2 separate regions of the Homo sapiens genome follow, and region 2 is linked to region 1. A link is a loop called in an ENCODE intact Hi-C map of the cell type or tissue named here. Cell type or tissue: MCF 10A. All regions are shown on one strand. Links, peaks and the distances in the headings refer to the core of each region. The heading gives the core; the rest is flanking DNA. Region 1 has its middle 22 kb from the start of RNF180. Region 2 has its middle 92 kb from the start of RNF180.

The links. A loop is a pair of places that touch in the nucleus more often than their neighbours do. Peaks named below come from ENCODE experiments on the same cell type or tissue, not always from the same donor. Only the 100,000 strongest peaks of a DNase experiment are listed, where the experiment ranks them.
Region 2: a loop joins it to region 1, with 9 times the contacts of the local background. A loop is called at or near these places in 9 of 110 quality-filtered maps.

The regions. Positions count from the first base shown.
Region 1 is chr5:64,138,579-64,149,124 of GRCh38, reverse strand. No RefSeq gene overlaps it. Among named protein-coding and RNA genes, the nearest start is that of RNF180, 22 kb to the left of the region's middle. In MCF 10A, for the core only: a CTCF peak has its summit at 1,097 (motif pointing left); a DNase peak (open chromatin) is centred at 4,094.
Region 2 is chr5:64,068,261-64,078,806 of GRCh38, reverse strand. No RefSeq gene overlaps it. Among named protein-coding and RNA genes, the nearest start is that of RNF180, 92 kb to the left of the region's middle. In MCF 10A, for the core only: a CTCF peak has its summit at 4,075 (motif pointing left); no DNase peak of the experiment used is centred there.

The sequences.
Region 1 (10,546 bases), core at 1,078-9,077:
AGAAGAGCAATAACGAGCACAGCAGTCCGGCTCTCAGGAAGCCCCATCCCTAGGGGAAGGGGAAGAGCAGCACGTCAAGGATCACCCCATGGAACAAAAGAATCTGAAAATCAGGCCTCAAGTTCCAGATCTTTCCACTAATGGTTAGTTTCTGACAGCAGAGACACAATTGCAGTGCCGGGTGTAGTAGGGAAAGTCTACATCTCTACCCCAACAGGCAGGCAGCCTCCGTGATGGTGAAAGGGCTTGGAGAAGGGGTCCTTTTTCCCCTCTGGCACTCCACCACAGACACAGCTGGGGCTTCCCTCACAGGAACACAGCATGCAGGCACCTATAGACAGTCTTTCTGGAAAAATCCAGAGTAAGTGCAACCCCACAGGAGGACCACACTCCAGATTCAGGCCTGCATGAGAGGCAGAGTCACAGTTCCTCCTACATCTGGTTTTCTTCTGCAGCAGCCTAGACCTAAGCACTTGCCATCTTTATTTTTCTTTAACAAAGTATGAGATGTGGCACTGCAATTGTGAAAAGAAACATGGCCCTCAGGGAAAGCTAATTATTAGCTTTCATATCTTTTCTGCCGTGGATTGTAATCCTCAAGAGGCTAGGGATTGTACTTTACTTATTTTTGTCGGCTTGGTGACACACTTGTTGGGACTGGCATAATTCTCCTGTCTTAATAGGGGTAGGTATATTTTGGCTCCCAGATTCTAGCTACAGTGATAAATAGACTTGTTATCTGAAAGGGAACCTCCCTGTGGACATCGCCAAAAGGTTTACCTGAGTTTGCTGAGATAATATGCCAAATTTTCTGGCACCTGATTAAGTTCCCTGACAACCTGAATGTTCATTCTGTGAGCCCCTAATGTGGGTCTCATTCTCCTGGACAAGCCTTGCCTTTCTCTCTCTTCCTATCTGTCTCCCTGCTCTTTGGCCAGGGTGCAGTCCTAACCAGCTCAGTTCTCTGGCCTCACCTCCTTCAGCTCAGACTCCCTGGTGAAAAGCTGTTCTGCCTAATTTTCCATTAGTTGCGCCTCTGAATTGCTGACCCAGCATGATGGCCGGTTGCTGGGCTGATGAAGCTTTGCTGCCGCCTTCTGGCCTGAATGTTTACCACGTTTGTTTAATGAATTTTGGAAATAGAATTGCATGCCTTTCCAGTTGCTAGTGTGTAATGAAAAGCTGCATTTAAAAAATTAAGTACCATTTATTGAGAAGATCCTTTGTGGAAGAAATACGAGGCACTGCAGATACAGCGGTGAGTGAAACAGACAGAAATCTGTGCCCTCATTGAACAGTCGGGAGGAGACATACAAGACATACATAACAGGAAAAGGTAAATCCAAGATTACACAAGCAATATAGCTTGGAATGGAGATATGGAGTGGGGGAAGGGGCATTTAAATTTTAGATAAGGCCAGGGAAGACCTCCCTGAGATGTAAAGCACATGAAGGAAGTGGCAAAGAGAACAGTAAACACTGAGGCAACAGCCTGTTGGAATGTTTGAGGAACATCAAGGAGGCCGTGTGGCTGCCGCACTGCAGCAGAGTGACTGAGAGGGAGAGTAGGGCATAGGCCAGAAAGGTGAGTGTGGACAGGAGGGGGCAGAGCACACAGGGCCAGATGGGCAATTTTATACATAGGTATACATGTGTACATACATATACCCATACATATATGTATGTATACACAGACACAGGGATACACAGAGATACACATAGAGACATACACATAGAGACACACACATACATGCAGAGTCACATAAAGACACACAGATACATAAACAGAGACACACACAGAGACAAATGCAGAGAATAGAGACAGACACACACAGATACATATGTACAGTCATAGACACAGACACAGACAGAGACACACACACACACACAGACATATACAGAGAATAGAGACACACAAATACAGAGACATATGTACAGAGTCACAGAGACAGGGGCAAACACACAGACATACAGAGACAAATATATCTGAATCAGACTGGAAACTATTGGAGACTTTTGAATAGAGGGGAGATGTGGCAATGCATATTTACATTGATCACTCTGAAGATTGCATGAATAATAAACTATAGTTGTGGCAAGGGATGAGCAGAGAGACATATTAGGAGGCAAGGAGTAACAATGACTTGGACCAGCATGGTAAAATGGAAGTGGTGAGATATGGTCCAGTTCTGGGTACATTTTGAAGATAGAAGATTTGCTGATGGATTGAATGAGGGGTATAAAAGAGAGCACTGAAGGGTAACTGGGTAGCTGAGAAATTTAATAGCTGAAGTCATTTACTGAGATGGAGAAGTCTGTGGGAAGGGCAGGCTGGATGAGTGAAGGTAGAGAGAACAAGAGTTATTATTTGGAAATGTTTACTTTGAGATGCCTGTTGCACATATACCAAAGAGGAGATCAGAGGAGAAAACTAGGGCGGTGATACAATGTTTGGCGACACACCCTATAGATGGTACTTAGAGTCATGAAATTGGATGAGGTCAGATTAAGAACATCAATTCAATGTGGCAGAAGTTCTTATCACTTGCAACCTGAACATGGTTCTGACTTCAGTGCAGCTTAGAGATTTAAATGCCCATTTTGCCATGTGATGACTTTATTGTCCTATTACTTTTCTCTATTTGAACTGTTGTAAAACATATGGCTCAAGCTGTATTTATCTGTTTTTCATGTGGCATGACTGTATCTGTTATGAATTAAATTTACCTGTTTTTTTCTCCTTATTTCATCACAATTATAATAGCTGCTAGCAGCAACAATAGTGAGCACAATTGCAAATAAGCACAGTTGCAAATACTGGCAGTGTTATGGTGTGCTTGTTATGTCTTCCCAAATCCTCTTGTTAAACTAAAAATATTTCTACATACCCTTTAATACTCAATTTAAATATCATTCCCTCTGCGAAGCCCTTATCTCTGGGCAGTGCCTACTCCTCCCTTTCCTGTATTTTCATCACGCCTTGTTTATACCTTTCTTATAGCCTTTGTCATGAAACTGATTATTAGCTTTCTGAAAAGATAATAAAAGAAAGATAATAAGAAAAGACAATAAAAGAAAAGATAATAAAAAGATTATTATCTTTTCTGCCATGGATTGTAATCCTCAAGAGGGCAGGGATTGTACTTTACTTCTTTTCGTCTGCTTGGTGACACAGTTACTATAACAGCATGTGCTTGATAAATAAATACCACTTATGCTAAATACAATAATGGACTTTTCATTTGGGTCACTTTTATGTTGAATAAATTAAAACTGTATGATTTATAAGTGTCTTAATTTGTAGATACTTCCAAATAAAGCAAGAAAAGGGTTCTCTATTCCTCTCTGGGCTATATAAATGGCTGCCTAGGTTTTTATTTTGTTTGACATTAATTTAGTTGGCCAAAGAAGATTCTGAGCTGTCGGACTTCATTCCTCACTGCTGCTCTTTGGCAAGCCTCACATCAAAGGGCTGTTTGGAAGTTTATTCGTATTGAGGCTTTCTGGCTTCTTGTACTAGTTTGGAATGAAAATCTATTCGGGAGATTTACTGTGTCATTCTGGTATGGGTCAAATCTTTTTATCAAGAATTATTCCAGTGATTTTCCTTGGCTTAACCCCAGGCCTATATCTAAGCAAACGTTTGCCCAGGAATTTTGGTCCTTTATGTGTTTTGTTCCAATCCAGTTTAAATGTCATTTTCATTAGCTATTACTTTATAAATCTTTATTTAGCTGTTAAATAATTTTCCATATAGGGAAGTGTTGTGGAGCCTCCCTGTTCCAAGAAGTTCAGATAGAAAATGACAGCCATTCAAACTTCTACTTAGGCAAAAGATCTTTAAAGAAGTGTCTACTAAATATTTCCTATGTGCCAATTGTTTTGAGTGCTAGAGACAAAGTAGTGTGTCCAATAAAGTTCTTGTCTCATGGAGCATACTCTTTAGTGAAGAGATGACAGGTAATAAACTTTAAACAAACAAAAAAGAATGGTAATTTCATATAATGATATGCTATGAAGTAAATACAACTGGATGTGAGAAAAAAAGGAATGAAAGGGTGACTCACAACTGAGTGTATGGGTGCCAAAGCATAGTGCCTACTTAATGTGTCAGCACAGGCATATGCTACAATGTGGATGAATCTCCCTGTTCCAGCTACTGGATTCTTCTCTGAGGTCCCAGTGTTTTGGTTCTTCTCAATTTGCCACCACACTCTCCTGAATTTATTCTCTGAAATGTTTCTGTGTTCTATGTTGGGTTCTGTACCCTGAAAGGCTGATGTCTACAGACCATTAACTGGGTTCTCTGTCCTATGGCTTCTAGTTGGATTCTGCAAGCATTGGCTGGTGATCAGAGGGTGGAAGGAAAAAGAGGTTGAGATCTTTTCTCCTCTCTCTCCCTCCATGACTAAAGCATAGTGTGGCAGTCCTGCATTACTTGACAGCCACAGCTCCTGGCAGATGGCACATCTTCTTTGCTGCTTCAGGACTAAGGGTGATAATAGCGTGGAGCTATAATAATCACACTACTCACACCTCTATAAATAGGACCTTCATTTAAGTTTCTTCCCCAAAGCCCTTTTGGGTGTGGCTTCTGTTTCCTTCCAGGAACATGAATGATACAGCAGGAATGTTAAAGAATAATCACCCATGTAGATAGGTCCTCCTTCAGTCCATTTCCAGTTCTCAGATATTCTAGCCCTGTCTCTTTCACATTAGAGGTATTTATATATATTTTGTTATTCATGATGAAAATCTTGGAAAAATCTATTCTGGGGGCTCCAGAGCCTCCGAAAAATGCTATCACACAGACTCAATCCCTTCTTTAAGCTTGTTTTTACCTATAATTTGGTTTCATGAGCCCACACTATTATTGCTGTGCATAGCAGTGTTTTCAGGTGATACTGTAAAAACTAAATCAAAAGGTTTATACTTCAAGGTATTGGAAAATATCTTCATATTAAATGGAGAAGTAATATTTTTTGGTGAAATAAAGGCTTAATGATTTAAACAATGTGACTCTTACTATAACTCTTAATAGTGAAAGTGTATTTGCTGCATTATTTACTCAGTGGGGTAAGAGTGCATCTAATTTATTTTATCTCCAAGTATGTTGAACTCTGGCTCACCTCTATGGTTATCGAAAATCATGTCTTCTTCCATCCAAGAAGTTAAAAGTAATCTAATACAATATTCTGAATAATAAAAGATTACTCTCTACCATAAAATCCTCAATAAATGGCTTTCCAGTTTTTGCTATAATATTTTCAGTTTGTGAGATCTCATCATGCCATCTTAAAAGGTCATCCATTCCATTTACATGCCCTTTAAGTATTAGAAAGTATTATTGATCTCAAATCAACCTTTCCATAACTTCCTGTTTCTCCCAATTTTTCTTATTGTGATAAAATACACATAACATAAAATTTACCATCTTAACCATTTTAAGTGTACAGGGCAGTAGTATTAAGTATGTTCATATTGTTGGGCAGTCATCACCAGCATCTATCTCCAGAACTCTTTTTAACTTGCAAAACTGAAACTACATACCCATTAAACAATAACTCCTGTTTTTCTCCTACTCCAAGGCCCTGGAAACCATCATTCTACTTTCTGGTTTTTTTAATGATTTTGACTATTCAAAATACCTCAGATAAGTAGAATCATATAATATTTGTGTTTTAGTAACTGGCATATTTTATTTAGCATAATGTCCTCAAGGTTCATCCACATTGTAGCATATGCCAGAATTTCCTTCCTTTTTAAGGTTGAAATATTTGTGTGTGTGGTGTGTATAATGTGTGTGTGTGGTGTGTATAATGTGTGTGTGTATTATACTTGGGTTGCTTCCATTGTTAAAAGAAAAACTTCAGCTGAATTAAATTTAAAGAAGTTTAATTGAGCAATGAATGATTCACAAATTGGGCAGTCCCCAGAATCACAGCAGATTCAGAGAGACCCCAGGGTTGCCTTGTGGTCAGAACAAATTTATAGACAAAAAAAGAGAAGTGATGTACAGAAATCAGAGGTGAGGTACAGAAACAGCTGGATTGGTTACAGATTGCCATTTACCTCATTTGAACACAATTTGAACACTCAGCAGTGTATTACTGGTTGAAGTATGGCTGTTAGGATTGGCCAAGACTCAACCACTGTTATGGGTGCATACTCCTAAGTCAGGGTTTCAATCTTGTCTACCCGCTAAGTTAGGTTGCAGTTCGTCCACAAGGACTCAAATATAGAAGTACAAAGTCCTTCTCAGGCCATATTTAGTTTGCTTTAACACCATATTTTAGCTATTGTGAATAATGCTATGTGCATGGATATACAAATACCCTTTTGAAACCTTGTTTTCAATTATTTTAAGTACATATTCAGAACTGGAATTGCTGGATCATATGGTAAATCTATTTTTAATTTTTTGAGAAATTGCTTTACTGTTTCCCACAGTGGCTGTACTAGTTTATGTTCCCACTAACAGTACACAAGTGTTCCAATTTCTCCACATCTTTACCAACACTTATTTTTTTTTTCCTGTTAGCAGCCATCCTAATGGGTGTGAGGTAGTATCTTATTGTAGTTTTGATTTGAATTTTCCTAGTGATATTGAGCATCTTTTCATGTGCTTATTGGCTATTTGTATGTCTTCTTTGGAGAAATGTCTATTGAAGTCCTGTGCCCATTTTTGAATCAGATAGTTTTCTGTTGTTAAATTTAAGAAATTCTCTATGTATTCTGGATACTAATCCCTTAAAAGATATGCAATTTGCAAATGTCTTCTTGCAAATATTTTCTCCCATTCTGTAGGTTGACACTCTATTTTATTGATAATGTCTTTTGGTGTACAAACATTTTTAAATTTATGATGTCCAATTTTTTTTCTTTTGTTACCTGTGCCTTTGGTGTCATATCTAAGAAATAATTGTCAAATTCAACGTCATGAAGCATTTGCCCTGTGTTTTGTTCTAAGGGTTTTAGTTCTCACATTTAGATCATTGATATGATTTGGCTGTGTACCCACCCAAATCTCATCTTGAATTGTAATCCCCATAATCTCTATGTGTTGCGAGAGGAAACTGGTGAGACAAAATTGAATCATGTGGGCAGTTTCCCCCATGCTGCTCTGGTGATAGTGAGTTCTCACGAGATCTCATGGTTTTATAAGCATCTGGCGTTTCCCCTGCTGCACTCATTTTCTCTCCTGCCACCTTGTGAAGAGGTGCCTTCTGCCATGTTTGTAAGTTTCCTGAGGCCTTCCCAGCCATGCAGAACTGTGAGTCAATTAAACCTCTTTTTGTTATAAATTACCCAGTCTCAGGTATTTCCTTATAGTAATGTGGGAACAGGCTAATATAGTCATTGATGCATTTTTAGTTTTTTTTAATATATGGTGTTAGGTAAGGGTCCAACTTCATTTTTTGGCATGAGGATATCTAGTTTAGCCAACACCATTTGTTGAAAAAATGGACTTTTCTCCATTAAGTGGTCTTGACATTTCTGTCGAAAATAATTTGAGTATACATGTAAAGGTTTGTTATCTAGACTCTGTATTCTATTCCAATAGTCTATGTCTGTCTTTATGCCAGGTCTACACTGCTTTGATTGCTGTAGCATTGTAATAAATTTTGAAATGAGGAGGTGTGATTCCTCTAGCTTTGTTCTTCTTTTCCTGGAGTGTTTTGGCTATTTGGGGTCCTTTCAGATACTAACTCATATAGTTATGAGTTTTAGGATGGGTTTTCTTATTTCTGTAAAAAAGGTCATTGGGATTTTGATAGTGATTGAATTAAATATGTAGATTGCTTTGGGTAGTATTGAGATCTTAACAATACTAAGCCTTCCAGTCCATGAACAAAAGATGTCTTTCCATTTATTTTTGTCTTCTTTATTTCAGAATTTTTAAAAAGAGTTTTCACTGTACAAGTCTTACGTCTCATTGGTTAATTCCCAAGTATTTTATTATTTATAATGCTGCTGTGGTCTGAATGTGTCTCCCCCATACACACATATTCATGTTGAAACTTTCTTGCCAATGTGATAGTATTAAGAGGTGGGGTCCTTAGGAGATGATTAGGTCATGAGTGCCATCCTCATGACTTAGCACTCTTATAAAAGAGGTGTGAGGGAGCTGTTTGCCCCTTCTGCCATGTGAAGATGTAGCAAAAGGCACCATCCTGGAAGTAGATAGCTGCCCTCACTAGACATTGAATTTTCTGGTGTTTTGATCTAGGACTTCTCAGGCTGCAGAAATATGAGAAAATGAATGCATGTTATTTATAAATTACCCAGTCTCAGGTATTTTGTTATAGCAGCAGGAATACACTAAGACAGATATTATTTTAAATTGAATTGTTTCTTAATTTTCTTTTCCGATTGTTCATCATCAGTGTATAGAAATGTGATTGATTTTAGTGTGTTTATATCCTGAGTAGCTGAGATTACCGGCATGTGCCACCATGCTCAGCTAATTTTTGTTTTTTTAGTAGAGATAGGGTTTCACCATGTTGAGCAGGCTGTTCTTGAACTCCTGAGCTCAAATGATCTGCCTGCCTTGGCCTCCCAAGGTGGTGGGATTACAAGCATGAGCCACCTGCACCCAACCTGTTTTCATTAATCTTTAAGTATTTTCTAATTTTCCTTGTGATTTCTTTTTCATTGATTGGTTAAGAGTATGTTAATTTCTAAAAATTTATACATTTTTCAGTTTTCTTCTGTTATTGATTTCCAATTTCATCCTGTCATGGTCAGAGAAGATGCTTTATATGATATCTATCTTTTAAAATCTATTGAGACTTAATTTGTGACCTAACATATAGTCGATTTTGGAAAATCTATTATGTGCACTTAAGAAGAATGTATATTCTGTTATTGTTGAGAAGAATGTTCTGTATATGTCTGTTAGATTTAGTTGGTTTATTGCGTCATTCAATTTTTCTATTTCCTTGTCTCCTGTCTGGTTTTTCTATTATTGAGAGTGGGATATTTAAATCTCCAACTATTTATTGTAGACTGTCAATTAATCTCTTCAGTTTTGTTAATTTTTTCTTCATATAATGTATGGTCTGTTATTAGGCGTATAAATGCTAATTATTTCATCTTGCTATTTTGAATCTTTTATGAATATATAATGTCCTTCTTTGTCTTTTGTAATACTTTGAACATAAAGTTTATTTTGTCTGGCACTGGTATAGGCACATCTCCTTTGTTCTGATTGCTATTTGCATGGAATATTGTTTTCTATACTTTAACTTTCAACCTATTTGTATCTTTAGATAAAAAGTGAGTCTACTGTACACAGCATATAGTTGAATCACATTTAAAAAATATATTACTTCAATCTCTGTCTTTTGATTGGGGAGTTCAATCCAGTAATATTTAAGTAAGAAGGAACTTACTTCTGTCATTTTGGTATTTGTTTTCTTGTCCCTCATTTTCTGCATTACTATCTTTATTGTTTAGCTGATGTTTTTTGTAGTGAGATATTTAAAATAATTTCTCATTTTCTTTTTTATATATTCGATAGCATTTTCTTTGTGGTTGTCATGAGGATTGTACTTAAGATCCTAATTTTATGACCCCCTACTTTGAATTTATCCCAGCTTAACTTCAATGCCTTACAAAAACTGCTTATTTAAGAGCTGTCTCCACCCTTCTGAGTTGTTAATGTGACAGAATTGCACCTTTCTCTATATGTGCTCCCAAATATAAGCTAATAATTCTATTAAATGTTTTAGTCTCTTAAATTATGTACAAAACAAAATGTGGGATTACAAACCAAAGTAATAATAGTACTAATTTTTAGGCTAATAATTATTTTTTTAAATGTCTCTTAAATCATGTAGAAAACAAATAATTATGCACTATTGTTATAATACTAGTTTTTATAATTGCCAGTGTATTTACATTTACTGAGATCTTTCTTCATAAAGCTTTGAGTTCTGTCTACTATCCTTTTATTTAAAGCTGCAGGACTCCTATTAGCATTTTTTGAAGGGCTGGGCTAGTGATAATAAACTCCCTCAGCTTTTGTTTATCTGAGAATATCTTCATTTCTCTTTCATTTTGAAATACAGTTTTGCCAGATATAATATTTTTGGTTGATGGTTTTTGTTTTTTTTTCTAGCACTTTGAATGTATCAGTCTGCTGCCTTCTGGCCACCAAAGTGTATGATGAGAAATTTGCTGATAATTTTATTGAGGATCCCTTGTATATGGTGAGTCACTTCTCTTGTTGGTTTAAAAATCCTGTCTTTGTCCTTGGCCTTCAACAGTTTGAGTATGTACCTCAGTGTGGGTCTCTTTGAGTTAACTCTGCTTAGAGTTCATCAAGCCTCTTGTGTGTTTATATTCATGACTTTCATCATGTTTGGAAAGTTTTGGTCAAATTTTATTCAAATATTCTCTCTGCCTCTTTTTCTCTTTCTTCTTCTCCAGTTCCCCAGTGCAAATAGTGGTCCACTTCATGGTGTTCCACATGTTCCTTAGGCTCTGTTCACTTTTCTTCAACCTTTCCTCTTCATGCTGCTCAGGCTTGATCATTTCCATT
Region 2 (10,546 bases), core at 939-8,938, 70 kb after region 1:
GGTTTCAAACTCTTGAGCTCAAGCGATCTGCCCACCTCAGCCTCGCAAAGTTCTGAGATTACAGGTGTGAGCCACTGCATCTGAGCATAAAATTATTTTGTAAGAGTAATGTGGGGCCGGGCACGGTGGCTCACGCCTGTAATCCCAGCACTTTGGGAGGCCAAGGCGGGCGGATCACAAGGTCAGAAATTCGAAACCAGCCTGGCCAATATGATGAAACCTGGTCTCTATTAAAAATACAAAAATTAGCTGGGAGTGGTGGCGCTCGAGCCTATAGTCCCAGCTACTCCGGAGGCTTGAGGTAGAAGAATCCCTTGAAGCCGGGAGGCGGAGGTTGCAGTGAGCCGAGGTCACGTCACTGCACTCCAGCCTGGGCGACAGAGCAAGACTACATCTCAAAAAAAAAAAAAAAAAAAAAAAAAGAAGAAAAAAACAACCAAACAAAAACAAAAAAAAAAAGAGTGTTTGTGGGAATTAAATGAACTAAAACATGTATATGTAAAACGCTCACAATAGTCCCTGACAAATAACATGTAACATGTAAGCTTTAGAAATTTCTTTTTTTTTTTTTTTTTTAGACGGAGTTTTGCTCTGTCGCCCAGGCTGGGGTGCAGTGGCGCGGTCTAGGCTCACTGCAAGCTCCGCCTCCCGGGTTCACGCCATTCTTCGGCCTTAGCCTCCCAAGTAGCTGGAACTGCAGGCGCCCGCCACTGCGCCCGGCTAATTTTTTTTTGTATTTTTAGTAGAGACGGGGGTTTCACCTTGTTAGCCAGGATGGTCTCTATCTCCTGACCTCGTGATCCGCCCGCCTCGGCCTCCCAAAGTGCTGGGATTACAGGCGTGAGCCAACTCGCCCGGCCAGAAATTACTATTATAATTTATGTTTTCCTTTCTAATGCTCCATTCATTTACTGTACTACTATGTGGTCCTGCACAAATATTCAAACCACAAGATCTATTTCAGAATGTTAGAAATAATGCCTCACATTGCATAACATGAAACTTTTCCGGGCATTATTCAGTTCTGATGTTAAAAAGGCACTGCAGCTGTTTCTACTCATGGAAACCTCTCCACACTCTGTAATTTCTCCATCGGTGGTTTCCCGACCAGCTGACTTCTAAATGGTTGCAAGTTTTCCTTTCCGTTCAATTATCTAGTATTTAAGATACAAGTAGTTAATCCCTCGATCAAATGATGTAGAATTAGACTACTCTGATTGTTACCTCCCCTCAAGGGATTATAAACTTCCACGGAATATAACATTTAAAGCACATTTAAACAGAACATAAGGTGGTTTAGAAAATGATTTTGTGGTAATATCCTCAAAATCCATAGTCCAAAGCACTCATCTGATGAAATTGAGGCAAAGAAATAATCTTTTGCCTGAATTCTGTAGGAACTTGCTTTATCTATACGGTGCGTAAGTGCGAATGCTTCAGCTAAATCGTAGGGTGAAAATACCAGGGAACTGCCTTCTTCAGGTGACAAATAGAAGCCAAACATTGTAGTTTTGGTGAGATTGAATATAAGGGGTAATTTATCTTTTAAAAGGAATTTCGTTTTTTACCCTTCTGGTTTGGAAAGAAAACATTCATTGACAGATGCCAAAGAGTGAAATGTAAATGGTAAAATCACAGGCTTTAAGATAACTTGTTTTAAACCTGTCTTTGACACTGAGAGTCAGCATGAACTTAACATCATTACTCAGGTCTTAACGGTTTTCATAGAGGCTTCAAAGTAGGAAACAGTATCTCCTGTACAAAGTGTGGGTACAATTTCTGAGACAGGGCTTACAATGTAGACAGTAGCTCAGAATAAAGATCACAGGAGACTAAAAGACCAAAATAACTTCTTAGATAAGAAAAAAAATAAAGCCATATTCAAACACTGATTTGCTTTGATATATTAATTCTACCTTCTTTGAAAACTAGATGTAATAAAATATGCCCCGGTTGGCTGGCAGCAGCCTCATTACCCCAATTTCACGTAATTGCTATGTTTGATCAAGCAAGGCTGAACAACGGCTGGCCCAGATATTAGTCTGTGCTCCCATTTCAGATAGAGAAGTTTGCAGGGTGCACAAGCAATGTTTTTCTCCACTGCCTGTAATATGGACATTCCATACTCTGTGTATGGTCAAAGAACTTTTAATGTTAGACACCATATCAGATAAGCCATGCTATGAAAGGCTGTCAAGAGACAAAGTTAGCAAGGTTTTCAACTGCTGTACCTTTTAGCGCTTGGCATTGCTCTTCTTATAAAAACAGTATTTAGTTTAAAAACTTATTTTTATTTTATTTTATTTTTTAAAATTTGAGACAGAGTTTTACACTGTCAGCCAGGCTGGAGCGCAGTAGCACGATCTCCACTCACTGCAACCTCCGCCTCCTGGTTCAAGCAATTCTCCTGCCTCAGCCTCCTGAGTAGCTGGGATTACAGGCACCTGCCACCATGCCCGGCTAATTTTTTTTGTATTTTCAGTAGAGACAGGGTTTTACTATGTTGGCCAGGCTGGCCTTGAACTCCTGACCTCAAGATCCGCCTGCCTCGGCCTCCCAAAAAAAAACTTATTTCTTAATAGACCCCAATGGTTGAATGAAATCCTCTGTCTTTTTACTTTTCCTAGGATTACATTTTCTGTGCAATCTCCTAATGAGAAGGCCTGAGGTCTATAAGATGAGAAAGAGCCAATTCTTAAGAAAATCAGGTTTAGAAGTATTAAACAGGAGATGATTATTGTGCCCTTAAAATAAAGGGGGACAGTAGAAAGTTAATCCATAAAATAAATTTGATTTTACAAAATGTATGTGTACATGTTTATATTCACTAAAAAGTCTTAGTTTTTTTTTTTTGTCTTTAGAATGCTTTTGCTGGTAGTTGCCTTTTCATACACAAAATAATTTCAGGCAATAATTTACTAGGCCTATTTATCATTAAATTAGGGTAGTTCCAGAAATCCTTCCCTCAAAATGTTACACAAAATTGGCACATTCAAAATATTACTTGTAAACCCAGAAACTGATTTCAGAAAAATATCAATCTATAAGCCCCTAAACACCCACCCATCCAACCAATCAACAAACCAATGAAATTATGTTTATAAATCAGCCCGTCAAACTCTTAGACAGCCAAGTGCAATTATATTTAACATGAAATTATATAGGAACTATTAGGCAAGGCAACAAACAACTAACAAAACAAAATTAAACAAAAAATCCCTCCTAAACATCCCTGTAGAAGTTTGTTGTTATAGATGCCATACATCTATGAACAATTCTAATCCCACAGATTGGAAACACCAGAATTTACCTTAAAAAATATATATATGTGTGTGTGTGTATATATATATATATTTGATAAGATATATATATTTGATAAGATATATATTTAATAAAATATTTATATTGATATATATATATTTGAGACAGGGTCTTGCTCTGTCGCCCAGGCTGGAGTGCAGTGGCATGATCTTGGCTCACTGCAACATCCACCTCCTGGGTTCAAGCAATTATCCTGCCTCAGCCTCCTGAATAGCTGGGATTTCAGGCATGCATCACCATGCTCAGCTAATTTTTTGTATTTTTAGTAGAGACAGGGTCTCACTATGTTGGCCAGGCTGGTCTCGAACTCCTGGCCTCAAGTGATCTGCCCGCCTCAGCTTCCCAAAGTGCTGGGATTACAGGCGTGAGCCACCAAGCCCAGCCAATACATATTTTATTTTAAAACTAATCTCTGGAAGTACAGTGTGTTTGGGGGTAACTGATTGCATTTGTATCCTCTTAATTTATACATATATTATTAATTATAAAAATGATGTAACCACATTTCCAAAATTTGAGATGAGGGAAACCAAAACACACTAATAATTGTTTCACTCAACTCAATCACTGTATCACATATTTCAAAGAAAAGGAAACCTCTTTTCTTAGGGATAGTGAGGAAGGTCATATTTCCTGGAGCGTACTTGGAGGTATGCTTAGGAGGTACCACCATTGCTGATCTGTTAACATCTCATTCCTGTATGTTGGTGATGACAACAAGTCACTGTTGTGATTGCCGTCCTCTTTTGTAATATCCCCACCTGCTGGTACTTTAGGAGATTGCCCCCAAAAGCCTTTGAAAGCAGGAAACACCATATCAGGTTTATTATTGTTGTTGTTATTGTTATTATTATTATTTTGAGACAGGGTCTTACTCTGTCACCCAGGGTCACTGCAGCCTTGACCTCCTGGGCTCAAGCAGTCCTCCCATCTCAGCCTCCTAAGTATGTGGGACCATAGGCACACACCACCAAGCTCAGCTATATATATATATATATATATATATATATATATATATATATATATATATATATTTTTTTTTTTTTTTTTGTAGAGATGAGATCTATGTTGCCAAGGCAGTTCTCACACTCCTGGGCTCAAGAGATCCTCCTACTTAGGCCTCTCAAACAGCTGGGATTATAGGCGTGAGCCACTGCACCTGGCATGTGTTTTTATTATTAGTTTGAATTGTAGACTATTCCTACTTGATTTCGGATAACACACACCAGACATTTATAGAACCTGATAGCCTTCATTTCATTTTAGGCACTGTTTAGTATCTTATAACCTTCCCTGTACAATTTGGAGACCTGCTTCTGTCACTTTTGGGTGTGGAACATTTTGTCTTTTTTCCTTCCTTGGAATTCAAATTCTTTGAAAGGAAAGTATATACTTCAAAAAATATACTTAATACATAACCTTGACTGACTCATTGGTCCATACAATAATATTTTTACAACATAAAGGAAGCACATATTTAAAAGACAAAAAATTAACAGATGTTGGCAAGGATGCAGAGAAAAGGGAATGCTTACACACTGTTGGTGGGAATGTCAACTAGTACAACCTCTATGGAAAACAGTAGGGGGGTTTCTCAAAGAACTAAAAATAGAACTAGCATTCTATCTAGCAATCCCACTACTGGGTATCTACCTAAAGGAAAAGAAACCATTATATCAAAAAGATACCTGTACTTGTATGTTTATTGCAGCACTATTCATAATAGCAAAGATATGCAATCAACTTGAGTGTCCATCAATGGATGATTGAATTTAAAATGTGGCAGATATCAACAATGGAATACTATTCAGTCATAAAAAAAGAATAAAATCATATCTTTTGCAGCAACGTACATGGAACTGGAGGCCATTATATTAAGTGAAACAACTCAGACACCGAAAGTTAAATACCACGTGTTCTCACTTATAAGTGGGAGCTAAATAATGTGTATACATGGACATAGACTGTGGAATAATACACATTGGACATGAAGGGAGGAAGGGTGGGAGGGGCCTGAGAGATGAGAAATTACTTAATGGCTACAATATGAATTATTCAGGTGATGGTTACACTAAAAGCCCAGACTTTACCCCATGTAATATATCCACGTAACAAAATGGCACCTGTACTCCTTAAATTTATAAAAATACAATAACATGAAATGCAAAAAAGTATAAAGGAAGTACTAAAATTTCAATGCAACATGATAACTGATATACCTCTTTAGAGATAAACATTTGCTATCATTTCTCTGTAACTTGGTTTCCCCCCATGTAAAGGGAGCCACCAAACTTGATCTACCAGCAATCTACAAACTTACTTAGCCTCTTGCAATCAGAACCTAGCTGCTTTTCCTCTTTGCTAAAACTGAAGCTTCTGTTTCTTGGTTTCCCCTCCTTTTCACTATTCAGCCCACAACAATCTGATTTCTATTCCTACTACTCCATTAAAACTGCTCTTGCTAGGGTGACTAGCCAACATTTTCTTGCTAAATCCAATAAACATGCTCAATTCTTATTTAATGGACCTTTTGAAAACAATCTATACTGTGGACCATTCACTTTTTCCTGGAACATTGTGTCTCCAGTTTTCAAGTGCAATATCTTTCTGGGTTTCCTCTTTTCTCTCCGGCACTCTCTTCTTCATGTCTTTTAAGTCTCCTTCTCTGCCAGATGTTCGATTGTTTTTCAGGGATGTCTGACCTCATCCTCCAGCCCTCATACTTTATACATCTTTCCTGGAAATGGCTTCAGTATTCATCCTGATGCCCTAGCCAAAAAGCTGACCTTCATCCTTCCCTTTTCCACACTCTCCCATTCAATTATCAAACCAATTCTATTTTCCAACCCTATTTTCATCTACTCAGTATTTTCTGTCCTTGCTGTTACTTCCTAGTTCCAGCACCAACCTTTTTTGCCTGGATTACTTTTCTCAGGTTTGTTCCCTCTGCCACCCTCAGGATAAAGTCTAAAATCTTTAACACAGTTTACAAAGTTGCAATTAATTTTCAGCCTTAACTCACTATGTCTTCCAGCACACTCTGTGTTCTCACCACTGTGAAATGACATTCCTGTAGTGGGCTATGCACTGTAACCTCTAGTAGCTAAACTATCATTTAGTAGTTGCACATGTTGACCCCTGCACTTAGAATACACTTCCCTTCAATGCGTCCCCATTCACTTGCTTGTCTCTATTTTTTTTTTTTTTTTTTGAGTTTCAGCCTAGATGTTACTTTCTTTAGAGGAAATCTTCCCTAAAAATTTTCACTTCAACCCTCTGCTGTGGCCATTCTCCCATCTCCTACTATTCTTATCCCTGCCATAGCACTGTGTTCTCCACTAGGTTGTAAGCATCCTAAATCAATGAATCTATCTTGTTTATTCTTATATCCTAAGCCTCAATCACAGTGCCTAGCAGTAGAGGGAGGGTACACATTAAATAGTTCTATCCAGTTAAGCTAAACTAGAATACAGTCTTTAAGATAATTTTAAATAGTAACATTATATGATGCTGAACTTATAGAATCATTGTTTTGGGAATATGTTTCTTGAAGATCTTTTCTTTTTCTTATATGAGCTGAAAATGAAGTTAGAACTGTCTTATATAGAGTTTCTAATAAGAATTTTCAAAGCAAGCCACTGAGAATCTTTGTTTCTAGAAACAACTTATATTCCTTGAATGTAAAGAAAATCCATTGATTATGCTTCTCATATGCATTGAAATATGCTGGTAGTTAAGAAACAGATTTACCCATTGTATTCATTTCTTAGGGCTACCATAACAATACCACAAACCAGGTGGCTTAAAATAACAGAAATTTATTCTTTCACAATTCTGGATGCTGGACATTCAAAATCAAGGTGTCAGCAGGGTTAATTTTTCCTGAGGGTTCTAAGAGGGAGAATCTATGTTCCATGGCTTCTGGTGATGGCTAGCAATCCTTGGTGTTGCTTGACTCATAGGAACACCAGTTGACATCATTCCAGTCTCTGCCTCCATCTCCACATGCCATTCTTTCAGTTTTCCTTTCTTTCTTTACACGGCTATCTTCCAATAAAGGCACTAGTGATATTGGATTAGGGGCCCACCCTTCTCCAATATGACCTCATCTTAATTATGCTTGCAATGACCCAATTTCTAAATAAAGACACATGCTGAGGTACTGCGGGTTAGGACTTCAACATATATTTTTGGAGGGACATAATTCAACCTGTAAAACCAATTTTAGGGTACAAATGTTGGGTGAAAAAAATCTGTTTAGCTCTTTCTGTAGGAAAAACTAAAATTATTATTTGACAAAACTTCATTACTTTGGTGACATGGGCAGTCAAACCACAATTAATTTTTAAATCCCAAAAGTAATACATGTCCATTGAAGAAAGTAAGGGGCCAAAGATGAATACACAAAATAACTTTTCTGCCTTGTATCCTATCTCTAGCTCCACTCCTTTGAAATCTTTGCTGTAAACAATATGATTTGTGTCCTTCCCCATCATTCATCATGTCTGGACAAATACACCAAACACATATACAATTGTGGGATGAGTTTCCTTCCTTTTTTTAAACCATAATGGGAATAGTTTATATATCTTACTCTGAAACCTGACTTTTTTTTCAATCTCATGCACTTTTTAGCTGTTGCATGATAATTTATAATATGGAGGTAATGACATTTATTTTACAATGTGCCTGTTAACATTCACATTGTTTTCAGTTTTTGCCACTATGAGCAACCTTGGAATTTCTATGTGTTATCTTCTAACATATTCTTCTATACTGATGTTTTAACTGTTAGAGGTTTTCAAAAGTGAGCATGCTTGCTCAAAGAGTATATATATATATATATGTATAGTTTTAATAGGTTTTTCTATATTGCTTCCCAAAAAGAAAATACATGGCTCTTTAGCCCCATGAGCTATATTGAGAATGTCTGCTGCCTCACCAACATGAAATGATTTTGCATACTTTAATCAAGACTAATCTGCAGGGTAGAAAATACATCTCATTTATTTACCTTTCATCTCCCTGACATCTAGTTTTCAGCTGATGTTTCCTTCTACATGTATTTATTGGCCATTTGAATTTCTTCTTACATGAGTTGTCTGTTTTTAATTCCTTGCTTATTTTTATATGTTGTTGTTTGTGATTTTCTTAAAATTTTGCAGGAGCTTTGGATACTTTAGAAATACTAACCCTGTGTTTCTCACATGTGTTATTTTTTTCAAATCTATTGATCATCTTTAGAGTTTGTCTATGGCCTCTTTTTCCATATAGATTTTCCATTTTCATGGATTCAAATTGTGTAATGCTTACATATCCTTTTCTGCTTAGGAAGCATTTCCCACTCTAAAATTATTTATTTTCTAAATTTTCTTCATGTTTATTTTTTGCATTTAAATTTCAAATCTATTAGTAATTTATTTTTATATGTTATGTAAAATGGGTGTTTAACTTTGTTTTCCTCCAGAGCGGCCAATTATGCCAGCACCATTTATGTATTAAACAAAACATCTTTCCCCTCTAAGCTGACATATAATATCTAATTTGATTCCCATATATACTTGTATCTATTTCAAGACTGCTACTCTGTTCTACCCAGCTATTTCTCTGTTGCTATGCTAATACTGTGCTATATTTATTACAGTAGAATGGCAGACTTCAAGTTGCCTAGCCAATGTCTTGTATTCCTTTCTTCCTTACCAACAGAACCTTAATTTTGCCTGGGGTAGCAGTGAGGCCAGCTATAATAGAAAATTACATTTTTTTCCCTTGCTTTCAGATATGTATGGCCAAGTGACTCAGATCTAGTCAGTGAAATGCAAATAGAATTGTTGGGTGGGACTTTTACAGATTTCTTTTAAAGTGGGGACAGATAGCTGAGGGAGGTGCCTTTTGTCCTGTACTCCCATCAGGATGTCACAGAGCTACCATATTGGCTTTGTATCATCTACTCTGCAAATCTCCTAGATGAGAGAGCAGATCTATCTCTAAATCAACACTCAAATTGGCTAACACAATCACTAAGAGATATATGTGATATTGTGCTAAAAACCATATCCAGTAATCTCTTGGTCAGTTGTTTGTTTAATCAGGCTGTCTGACCTCCCAGCCTGTCATGGCTGCTGGGAACACAGCTTCCAAGCTTTCCCTGGGGTCCCCTTGGCCAAGAGAGGATCTGTTCACTTGGTTGGGGATGTAGGATCTTGTTTTTTATTTCTTACTTATATGAATTGATTATTTCAACTCTGGTCTCAGTGCTTTAGCTTAAAACTTCTAAAACCACATTAAAAAATAATGGCAATAAGGTTGTTTCTGATTTATTCTTGATTTTAACATTTTGTTTTTAGTGTAATGTTGGCTCTTGTTTTTTTGGTAAATATATAATTTTTTAAACTTCTTGATTTTTTACCAAATACCCAGACTTCAAGGAGATAAAACTTCTCTTTTGGAGGAGCAAACAGCTTTCTAAAATAGTACGTTTAGTTTTTCTATATCCATTTAACCTTTGAATGTTATCAAATAACGTTTTCAATATACAATCATATAGGATTTGTCTTTTCTTTGGTGCCATGAATTATGTTACTGGATTTCCTGCTGTTGATTCAGCCTTACATTACTGGAATAAACTCTGTGAGTGGTCATTTTTCTTTAAATACACAGTTACATGTTGATGTAACAAATTATACTGATGGATATAATAAACACTTTTTCATGGTATATTATTCTTTTTATATACTCGTGGATTTAATTTGTTAATATTTTATTTAGAATTTTTGCATCAATGTTTATAAGTAAAATTAGTATCACTTTGTATACTGAAGAAATATAGGGAATAATTATATAACAACTATGTAGCTCCCACCTAGCTTAAACTTTGGGAGGCTGAGGCAGGCAGATCATGAGATCAGGAGTTCAAGAACAGGCCGGCCAAAATAGTGAAACCCTGTCTCTACTAAAAATACAAAAAATTAGCCGGGTGTGGTGGTGTGTGCCTGTAATTCCAGCTACTTGGGAGGCTGAGGCAGGAGAATCACATGAACCTGGGAGGCAGAGGTTGCAGTGAGCTGAGATCGCGCCATTGCACTCCAGCCTGGGTGACAGTGTAAGACTCCATCTCAAAAAAAAAAAAAAAAAAAAATTCAATACATCTTTCATTGAAGTCCTTTATGTAGTATGAGTCACATTCTCCTACCTCTTCCAGACGTAACCACCACCCTGAGTTCAT